Regions from separate parts of the Mus musculus genome. Here region 2 is linked to region 1. Evidence: chromatin contacts called from ENCODE Hi-C data. All regions are on one chromosome and are shown on one strand. Each heading gives the region's core, a stretch centred on a gene start or an enhancer-like site at or near the end of the contact. The rest is flanking DNA. Distances are from core to core; before and after follow the strand shown.

The links. A loop is a pair of places that touch in the nucleus more often than their neighbours do.
Region 2: a loop to region 1 is called in a map of T-helper 17 cell, with 2.8 times the contacts of the local background. The contact joins the promoter of Olfr530 here to the promoter of Olfr525 in region 1. A Hi-C loop is called at or near these places in 2 of 37 maps with a recorded cell type or tissue (T-helper 17 cell and T-helper 2 cell).

Annotation. Positions count from the first base shown.
Region 1 is chr7:140,320,059-140,325,845 of GRCm38, reverse strand. Olfr525 (olfactory receptor 525) reads right to left here and starts at 3,145. Exons shown (of 1, transcript NM_146956.1): 1 at 2,216-3,145. The coding sequence starts at 3,145. The coding sequence ends at 2,216.
Region 2 is chr7:140,370,903-140,376,689 of GRCm38, reverse strand. Olfr530 (olfactory receptor 530) reads left to right here and starts at 3,082. Exons shown (of 1, transcript NM_146519.1): 1 at 3,082-4,005. The coding sequence starts at 3,082. The coding sequence ends at 4,005.

The sequences.
Region 1 (5,787 bases), core at 1,896-4,395:
TCAGGAGCCTCTCAGGAGTTAGGGATAGTTAGACTTCAATTCTGAACTTCTTTCTATCAATGAATGTAGGTGGTGGTAAATACCAGTAGAAACCCCATTCACTGTTGATGAGCATGAAAAGGATGAAACCTCGGTGATAATTTCCTTACAAAACTCAGCCCACACACACCCTGAGACCCCACAAAGCCATTCACAGTCACTTACTACAGAAAAAGAAAAGCATGGAATAGGACTTTGATGATTATCTATAGAAAGAAGCTGGATAATACAGTGTGATAAAGCCTTAGAATCTACTGCTCACCAAAATAGAAAAGAGCACAGTACTTGTTACACATGCATGATAACAGGAAGGAATACTTAAAATACTTTTCTGGGCTAGAAAGATGGCTCAGCACCTAGGAACACTTATTGCTCATGCAGATGAACTGGGTTGTAGTACCACACCCATATGTTGGATTAGAGTCATCTGTAACTTCAACCAGGGATCCAACACCCTCTCTTGACCTCCAAGGGCACCAGGCATGCTTGTGGTACACATGCATACATCCAGTCAAAACATTCATACATATAAATAAAATTAAAAAACACTGTGCTATGAAAGAGCATACATGTCAAAGAATGTGTGTTGCATGACGCCGTGTGTACAAAGTTCTATAACACACAAAATCGACCTGCAGCTGAAATATCAGGCAGCAATGACTACCAGAAAGGACACTGATGACTTCAAGTCCAACATGTAGAACAGCCCTGGGTAAAACATCCTACATTAAAGGCTACCATCTCCACTCTCCTAGGAGACTTGCATTGCATAGCTCTGTGTATTTGCCAAAACTCAGTAAGTGATACACTGAGTCACTCATTTCACTGTCTGAAAATTTTACCCAAGCCAGAAAAACCTATAAACAAATGACTGCCTCTAATACGCATATGAAACTATTTAAGGGAGAATGAATTAATTGATGTTTGCAGCTTGTTTTGAAATGAGTAAAGTAGAGGGGCATGTGCATAAATAAATTAGGAAGTGGATATAGAGCAAGAACTCAACAGCAGAGCAGTGGGTACAAGATCACAGCTGCCCGGCTAAATCCTGACCAATTCACTATGCTTGAATTCTTTCAGTACGGAACTGTGGACATTAAAACCCTGGATACAGGGTAGAAAACACATCTCAGGACCAAATATGTAGGACCAATGAGATGGCTCAGCAGGTAGAGGTGCTTGCTAAGCCTGATAACCTATGTGGACTTCTACATCCTGCTTGGTAGAAAGAAAAAAGCTACTTTCTGTGGACTGATCTCTGAGAACATGAACACCACTGACATTAACAGGTGTGGTTGTACATGCGTCTGCTTGTATACTGAGTGGAGAGTATTGGGTCATTCATAGAGGCTTCCTAGGATCATGAGTGTGCCCTTGAAGAGAGAAAACAATCATGACATGGCAGGGAGTGGGTCAAAACAAAAGACTCTGACAAGTGTCTTGGAACAAGTGACTGGCAAAGAAATCAAGGTCTTAAAAAAAAAAAAAAAAAACAGCCACAGCAAAGGATTCAGAGGTGAAGAATCACAAGGCAACTGTACATTTGGAGGATGCTAGCAACAGCATCAAACAACACAGTGTTTATCATAGTCCAGAGGAGACTGTGTAGAGGTGAGAAGAGAGTCTAGGAGGATGCAGTGTGCAACAGCATTCAGAGGCCAGAGGGAGATTGAACTCCTACTCAGTCTGCAGAAGCTTCTGTCCAAACCAAGAAAAGTCTGGCATCCTCTACTATGACAGCAAAGCATCCCAACTGGAGAAGAAGAGATGTGTCAACCCACACCTTTCCTGGGCATTGCTGGTATGAGAAGCATATTGCTTGTTCTCTCTCCTCTCAGAGGTGTAAGGACCATGGTGCCACCAGACACACTTCTCAAGTCCAAACTAAGAGGACTTAGTCCAATATCCGGGTCTGGGTGATTTTCTCCAATGCATGATACCAAAAAGCTCTACGTAAGAGATAGCTACCCAGGATATAAACACACAGCCTACCCCAAACCTGGATGTCCTCACTTCCAAAAGAAAATGGCCAGTGGCTCCTCCAATGAGAGCACAGAAGATGTACATCCATATGAATTACCTATCTGTTCTCTGACAGGACATCAGATTCTCAGTCACACATCCCAAATAGTTCATCAACAGCTTGATCAAGTCACATTTGTTGCCTTCTGCCTCCTCATTGGAAACAGGGAAATAACTTTTTGAGGGCAACTTTGACATCCTTGTTCCTTAGAGAATAAATGGCGGGGTTCAGGGTAGGGCTGACTGCTGTGTACAATAAAGCAACTACTTTGCCATTCTCCAAGGAGGATCCGGAGCCAGGCTGCAAATAGGTGTAGATGACGGTGGAGTAGTACAGGACAACCACCACCAGGTGGGCAGAGCAGGTAGAGAAGGCTCGCTTCTTGCCCTCTGTGGAGCGGATGCGCAGGATGCTGGTGATGATGAAGCTATAGGATATCATAGTCAACAGAAAGTTGACCACACCAAAATAAACATCTGCAATGACAATCATGATGTTGTTGAGGGTGGTTGGGCTGCAAGACAGAAGCAGCAGTGTTGGGACTTCACATAAAAAGTGACGAATTTGGTTGGGGCCACAGAAATTGAGTCGTGCCATCAAGCCAGTGTGCACAGATGTGCTGGCTGCACTGATGACCCACACACTGCCGGCGAGCAGGACACAGATGGGCCAGCTCATCAGCATGCTGTAGTGCAGTGGGCGACAGATGGCCACATAGCGGTCATAGGCCATGGCAGTGAGCAGCAGCAGCTCAGCCCCTAGAAACCAGGTCAGGAAAAAGAGTTGGGTCATGCATCCCTTATAAGAAATGTGGCTGCTCTTACCCACCAAACCCTCCAGCAGCTTGGGAAGAACAGTGGATGTACAGACGATGTCCAACAGGGCCAGGTTTGCAAGGAAGAAGTACATGGGGGTGTGAAGGCTTGAGTTGAGGCTGATGGCTATGATGATGAGGGTGTTTCCTGCAAGAGCCAGGATGTAAAGAAGCAAGAAAAAGGCCAAGAAGAGAGCCTGGAGCCCAGGGTCCTCAGAGAGTCCCTGCAGGACAAACTCCACCACAGTTGTGTAATTGTTTATTTCCATTTGAGAGTGAGTCCTGGGAGTTACTGTGACACAGATGGGATGGTCAAGGAGACACCAGGTGTGAGGCAGCCATCATTTCACACTGGGTTCAGACAGCCGTGAGTAGGAGTGCTTCTCAATGCTCTGTTTCTGTAGAATTGATAACATCATCTCTCAACACAGTGTGACAGTGTGAGCATGAACTCTCCACTCTGTACACAGTAGACCCAGAACAGAAGGAACCCCTGCCTGTGATGGGCAATATCCATCTACAGCTTCTGTTTGATTTAACATAGATCATGCCCTATGATACTCTGAGAACTGGAGCTCCTTTCAGCATGTACACCAGGCAGCTAAGGCATACTAAGGGGCAGTCTGTTCCACAGCATAGACCTTTTGAACCTAGAGAAGACCAACCTTATCAAGGAGTGGGCCAGGGTTCTCAGAGGCAGGCATAAAAACAGTTCCAGGATGTATGTTTTGGGGTCGTGATAGATTCAGAACACGAAGCTGTTACAGAATGGCATGTAGGTGGTACAGATGGCCCTGGCTCTTGGGGAATGAATATAACCCTTTTGTAAATACCAGAACTGTCTATTTCTACGTGGCCACTCTAAATCACTCCCTTGAGGATGACAAACCCAGCGAGGACAACAGGTATCACTCACTACCCTGGGAAGGCTTGTGCCTGCCAGAGAAGGTATCAGGCTGTGCCAGGACTGGAAACAACATGAAAGGCATGGACCTGGCTTCACGCCAGCCCCCAATTTCTAGGCTATCACTCCTACCCAGCTTCAAGTCTATCTTCCCCTCACCTTATACACATATATCTCTAATCATCCAGGACTCTCCAAGCATATGGGCCTCTCAGGTAGAGAAGAATAGGAACTGATCAGCATGCAGAGAAAGAGCTCTGCCCCTTTCTACTATCTGATGGGAATGAGCAGGCCCACACCCATCCTGGAGACTCCATGAGTGGGATGTTGGCTACATGAAAACAAAGAAGTCACAAAGGGTATGTGAAAACAAAGAAGTCACAAAGGGTATGTGCTGAACAAGGAAGACACTTTCCCCCTGTGATTGCACAGATCAAGGTCTTTCTCCTACAGGGTGAACTTAAGAGAAGGACCTGAGCCTATGATTCCCCAACCCCTCCTATTGAAGAGCTAAGCTACCCATAGAAACTTCAAGACCCATACTTGTGCCCACAAAAGGAAAGATTTATCTGTGAGCCTTCCCTGCAGATCCCAGGGGCCTCATACAGAAGGCAGGGCCTCTCAACTGAACCCCCCAAATTCCCTCTGTCTACATCTCAACCCTAGTAACTGTCTGCTTCTAACTATTCAGGCCACAGGTGGCTCTGAGTTCTGAACTCTGTACCAGATCCACAGGAAACCACCATGCCTCTTTAGAGACCCAAATCTGCCTCAGAGCCAAGCCACAAGGCAAGATTTCTATTCATACTGATCAACAGTGCAGATAGGTCACAGAGCAAACCTACAGAGCCATGCATTTAAAGTTTCAAACTGTAACTATGAGTCAAAGTAATTCTGGTAACAGGTTTTTTTTTCATTTTTATATACTAAAATAGATCAAAGCAAAACCAAATCTCTTCTGAGAATTATCTCTCCCTCACAGAAGACACAGAAAGAAGAAAGAAAGGAGAGAGAGAGAGAGAGAAAGAGAGAGAGAGAGAGAGAGAGAGAGAGAGAGAGAGAGAGAGAGAGAGAGAGAGATGGGTACCCAAAAGGAAAGAGGGAATAGAGGAAGGAGCAACTCACATGGAAGGAGAAGCTGTCTGTGGCTGCCCATCTATACCCAAGATGTCTACATGTCATAGAGAACATACAGGATGGGCACAAAGCTATAACCCTGTGTCTCTTTTGTTTGCTCTTGACCTTAATGTAGGGTCTGCCCCATGGGGTGGACACTGAGGTTGCTAGGGAGTGGCCCACAGAGAGCAATTACCCACAATGAGGTAAACAGGAGTCCCTCTAGGCCATAGTCCCCAAGCTGAGACACCAGGACCCTAAGGCATAGAGAAAGCAGATGCCTGAGGTCATGTGCTCTAGGACACTGACCCCCTGTGGTGATTTCTACCCTGGGGATGCGTGCAAGACAGCTTGCCTGAGCATCATGTACCCTTGATCCCTGTAGGAGGATGTATTTCATGTTAACAAACTGTTCCTCAGCATAGTTTATTGGTTTCCCTCCCCTCCTTTTATCATTGCATCATTAAATTATCTTGGTGTGACATGGTCCTATTGATAAACCAACTCTGATCAGTTAATTCATCACTATCTGAGGACATAAATTGTAGGCCACTCTCATGCTTTGACTGGGAAATGCACAGTCATTATGGTAGATCACACTTGAGGTTGACCCTGAATAGAAGCAACTTTTCTCTGAAGTTTTCAAATCTTCCCATGGGGAGAGATTGTGTGAAAACTGTGGAGGTGAGGTTCAGCATGAATTACAGGACTTGAGGTCCACCATGTTCTGTGGCATGAGCCCTTGGCAGCAGATTGGCTTCCCTGTAAAGCCAGAAGACTCACAGCGGGGGTGAACCATCTCTTGTAGTCACAGATCAGTACACAAAGTAACCCGTTCAGAATCAGTCATTGCAAAAACTAATGGACCTAAAATAATCCAAACTCCACAAA
Region 2 (5,787 bases), core at 1,833-4,332, 51 kb before region 1:
GAGCATGTTGTAATACTCTGCTGACTTTTATATCCCAGCCCCAAATGCAGACAGTGATGACCCATGAAGTTGGAGAAATTTGACACCCTTTCCTGATGAACGTTAGCTAATAAATACCTGAACCTATGCCCTCCCTTGTTCTTTCCAACTGAGATTTGGATGGGAAGAAGGGAAATCCTGCTGGGAACATGCCTGGCTTCTTGCCACAGGAAGCAGAAACTCAGCAAGACATCTGTGCCCTTCCTATCTGCCCTTGGGACCCAGCTCCTCACCACCTCCTCTTTCTGTTGTAGACTTGATAATGGTTGCAAAACCACCTCAGCAAGGACCCTGGAGCAGGCCATCCCAGGGGCCATTAGCTGTCTTAGGTTGCATCATACAGCCAAAGCTATCTAGATTTAAGGCAGAATTACTTGAAACAAACAGACACCTCTGTACTCCTCAGGACTAAGACATCCTTGCAGTCCAAATGGTGTGGTGAGTACGTGACCTCGCTGCCCCTCCTCTATAGGGTCCAGATGCATCTCTCTGGGCAGAAATAACCAACCCTATGTCAGTTTTAGACACTCATCTGGAAAATATCACCAGTTTCAAAAACCCTTAATGTGTATTGCTGCTTAAGTTGGTTGTGTCTCTTCTTTCCTATCAGCTTTTAAATCAAGAGATTCATTTATTGAGTCTGTGATGTTTTAGGGCCACAGGGTCTCCAATATCAAAAGAACAAAGATGTGTTTTTGTGGATGTTTCTGTATCCACAAAGGAGGAACAACAGGTCCAAGAACTATCACAAAGAAAGACGAAGGCTGGAGGACTGGAGAAATGGGTAATAGTGAGTCACACCCTCTCCCTCTCTCTGTCAGGTTCCTTTCCACAGGTTCCTTTGTTGAACATCCAACCTCATGCCTGTCGAGATACAGGTAGGTTTCTTATGACTTTTCTAGACATTTGAAATGAAGACATTTTCTCCCCATATAGATGGTTCATGTGTCTTGTTCACAACTACACAAAGACATAGTGAATATGTGCTATGTGACTAAGGAGCAGCTAGGGCTCAATCTCTCACAGGGGAGGCAAATGGGTGATGGAGAATGATGGGGATAAAACCCACCAACAGTTCCTGCACCCAACTCCTTTGCTGCTCTGGGGTACCATGAACATTTCATCCTGATCCCAGTGGGAACAGCATGCAGAGGTCACTTCACTTTCCTCAGGAGGAGGAATGGCCCTGGACTTTATTCTTTTCTTAGCTTGCCAGGCAGCTTAAACAGCACAGACAGAAAACTGCTCCTCACCCCTCTGCACGGGTGACTGTAAGGCAAGTATTGGAGGTAAGTGTGGGGCCAGGAGTGTATTTCTAGGGCAGTTCACATGGTGGTTCATCTCTCAGATACATCCTGACACAGGGACATTATCAGTTGCTGCTGGTTTCAAAGATACATTAAGAAGAAGGATACATGGACTTGGGTGAACTTCAGTGGCCAAAAAAGAGAGAGAAATACAAACCAGACTGCATTTTAGACCAGTAAAACATACTTTGTAGAGCCAGGATTTCCTAGTCAGGAATTGAGACATATTTTTGTAAGGGTGCTCTCATTTATCTCAGCTTCCTGTATTTTGTCTGCTAAACCTGACAACTGGGTCTGTTATCCTTGGTGTTCAGGGCATTGTGTGCACACCCTAGCCACTGTTCAGTGATTAGTAGAGCTCTTTGTGAAATAGAGAAACTACTGGTTGTATGCAGCCTGGTCTGAGGCCCTATGAAAACATGGAATGAAGATCAAACTCAGGAGAGGGCCTGCCAGCCCAGGTTAGACCATCATTACATCGAGCTTAGTTTGCTGGGTGGAAGATGGGAACAGAGCCAGCACAGCACGCCCCTCTCCCTGCAAACCCCTCTGGAGCATTGTGGGATGGAGTAATGGGGGTGGTGCATATTGTATTGGGGCTCCGGTAAATGACTCTCCTGGCCTATTTTCAGTTTTAGAACATTTTACTCTGGACACATGTAAAATGATTTATTTTGAAACCTGAAATGTCATTTCATGCTAGATTTGAGAATTAGATGAAAGCAGTCTGGTAATACCCTGCTTTCCACATGACAGGCCACGTTGGAAAGTCCTGTCACCTGTCCCTGTCAGTCTGACTCTTAACTCACACCCAATGACCAATCCTTCAATACACCCTAACTGGCAGTCTTGTAGTAGGAAGTGGTAAATAAGCTCTACACACACAGCACAGCTGGCCTCAATATGGGTCACCACCATATCCTGTCTTCTTAACAGAAGCCTGCTTTCTCAACATTCAGGGTTTTGTGTGTTCCAGATGCTTGCTGGACGGCGACTGGCAATGTGAAGTCCTATAAGGAATGTTCCAGTCCCTTAAATGGCACGCTGGGAAATCTTACAGGAGCTCGGTTTGGGAACAGTTGAGTTCTTTCTGCTCAAGCTGTTCACTCACCTGAGACATCCTAGGCCCCTCAGGAAATCCTGATTTCCCTTCCATGTTATGTATAAGTCTAATTCTGTTCCTTGGCTTCCTGTCCTGGTTAGAATAGAGTTCCAAGAAAGGAAATTCTAGGTTCATTGTTGTCACCTAGATGAGGAGTCACATTGTCATGACCCACACTCTGGGACCAGAAGCTGGCAATAGAGTAAGCCCTTCCTCACTGCCCTTGCATCCTTCATAGTCCCATTGATGATAAGCCATGTCTTTCCAGTACCAAACCATACTCTCCAGTCAGTGTGTCCTGGTTGACAGACTTAAATATGGCAATCTTTCCCTCAATATGGGATGAGATGTTGCATGTATAGAATAATGTGCTCAGGGACCTTGTATTCAGGGTGAACTCATGTTCATATGTTCATGGAGTCTGTATTGGGTCTGTCATTGGCCTGTTCTTTCTTTTAGTCCATGACCCAAGAGAATAAAACCAAAATATTATTTTTATACCAGAACAAAATGGTCATTACACAGAATTGTTACCTGAGTTTTAAAACTATTGTTAATTAGAATAAATCTCAGTACTTCTTTTGCCAGAGGCCCAAGCTACAACTCTTATCCTGAACCTAGACAGTGTTTCCCATGGCGCTGGTAAACCAGTCGGTTGTGACCATGTTCATCCTGCAAAGGTTTGTTGATGACCCCTGGATCCAGGATGTTCTCTTCTGCCTCTTCTTTGCCTTGTTCATGGCAGCCATAGCTGGCAATGGCCTGATCATCGCAACCATCCACAGCAGTCCCAACCTCCACACTCCCATGTACTTCTTCCTTGTCAATCTTTCCCTGATGGATGTGATCTGCACTGTGACTGTCTTGCCCAAAGTCCTGCAGAGCCTGGTGGCAGAGAACAGCATATCTTATGGGGGATGCCTCACACAGATGTTCGTCTTCTCCTGGGTCCTGGGCTCTGAGCTTCTGCTTTTCTCTGCCATGGCCTATGACCGCTACCTTGCAATCTGTCGGCCACTGCACTATGGCACCCTCATGAGCGGCAAGGTCTGTGTGGCCCTTGCAACCTTTGTGTGGTTCACTGGAGCTCTCAATTCCTTGGTGCTCACTTGTCTGATGTTGCCATTGTCTTTCTGTGGTCCCAATCTCATCACACACTTCTTCTGTGAGATCCCTTCTGTATTGATACTGTCCTGCAGTCCCACCTTTATCAATGACATCATGACTGTTATTACAGACATGTTCCTGACAGGCCTAAACTTCCTGTTGACTATGACATCCTATGTCTTCATCATCGCCAGCATCCTGCGCATCCGCTCAGCTGAGGGCAAAAAGCGTGCCTTCTCCACCTGCTCTGCCCACCTGGTTGTGGTCACCCTTTATTATTCCACTGTTCTCTATACTTATGTCCGGCCAGCCCTAGGAACTGCTGGGTTCCTGGACAAACTCATTGCTGTTCTGTACACCACTGTGACCCCATCTCTGAACCCCCTTATCTATACCCTGAGAAATAAGGAATTTAAAATATCCTTTAAAAAACTCTTATTTCCCCATTGATGACTTTGAGCTTGGAGAAGAGCTCTAGAAGCAGTGGGTAAAGAGCTAATAAGTTCATTCAAGCCTTCTTTTTCTCTTTTCTGACTCTGTAGGGCACAGTCTAAGTTAGAGCCTGGGCTGCTGTCCAAAGTTTGTATGAGGAAAATCAGACTGTCTACCAAATAATACTAGTCTTCGACTCTTTTGAATGTGTTAAATAGTTTTAACCATTCCTATTCTACCTAGAAATGTGTGCTTAGAATTCAATGCTATTAAATGTGAATATATATCTATGACACACTGAATCAGGTCTACTTAAATCTTGAGTGTAGTCCTTTTAATGAATTCTCTTTAAAATTTTTTGATTCTCTACAGCAAAGGCCAAGAGTAAATGGTTACAGAAATAAAGAATAATAGACCCTGCCCACACTTCATGTAGATGTTTGCTGATCTGATTTGACTGTTTTCATTTGTTGTATTATTATCTGTTTCTCCTGGTACTTAGTTCATCCACAAGATTCAGGGAAGAAAATCCTCATAGATAGCCTGAGTTAGAGGCTGAGTCTAGGAGCCTCTAATTTCTATGAAACGTTTCCTGATTTCAGTATCCATGGATGTGAGACCAGAATCAGACACTGGCATGGTGGCCTCTTCTCAGACCCCATGTCATTGTAAAGGTTTGCTAAATCATAACTATAACTTGTACCTCAACATATCTCCTGCCTGGATGAGTTTTCTGTGACTTGACCATCATCAGGGGTTGCTATTATCCAATACTGAATGTCGTATTATAATGTTAACCTGACATGAGTTCAGTTTCACTGTGACAGGAACTTAGAAATAAAGAGCTTACAAGATGTATTTATGTTGGTATGAGTATACTTTAAGTATTTCACATGCTGTAGTGTTTTGGGTGATTATGAGATCTAAGCTTACATAGTGTCATGTGACTTGTACAGAAGAGATGGCCAAAAAAAAAAAAACCCATAGAGTAGGGAAGCAGGATGGGCAGAACTCAGTGGGTGAGAGAGAACCATGACAATGATTCATGGTTGTGATGATTCATGTTCATGGTTACTTTAACTGGAGTAAGATCTCCTAGGAAACTGCTGAGAGATACCTCCATGATTATCCACAAACTGTTTCCAGTGAGTATTTATTAAGCAGCTGCACCTTGTCTTTAAGGTGGGTTGTACCTCCACATGCACTGGGGATGATAAATCATAGGATAAATGAATGGAGAAAACAGTTTAAATTTCTCTGTTCTTAGCTGCTACAAGGTCAAGAAGCATCCCCACCATACATTCTACTGCTATGGGGCTCTGCACCCAATGATTCCATAGTGGCATGTCACTTTTGACTAGTAAGGGAAGAGTAAGGGGTAGCATCTGGACAACTGAAGAAGAGTGCTTGGCCGCATGGAAAGTACAGAGGATATGCTGAGAACTGATTCTTGATTTACCAGTGTTCATACTAAGATAGTAGTGTATCATACAGACAGTAGAAACTGATGTAAGCAAGAACTTAGGTCAGAGAAGCAAGGCTCTTTTGTGTACCTTTGATAAAGCAACATGACTTTCTCTCTAAAAGAAGAGCATCTGTCAGAACTTGGGGTATTGGTGGTGTGGCCTAAGCTTTTATTTGGTGCACATCGATAAGCGTGGACTAAGCATAACAACTAACACAGAACAAAAAACACATATGTGTAGAGTTATGGGTCCTGCATCTGCTCCACCACAGGGCTTGGCCACTTAGGGAGTCAGGACACGAGAAGTTTGATCACGCTTAACCCCATGCTTTCTC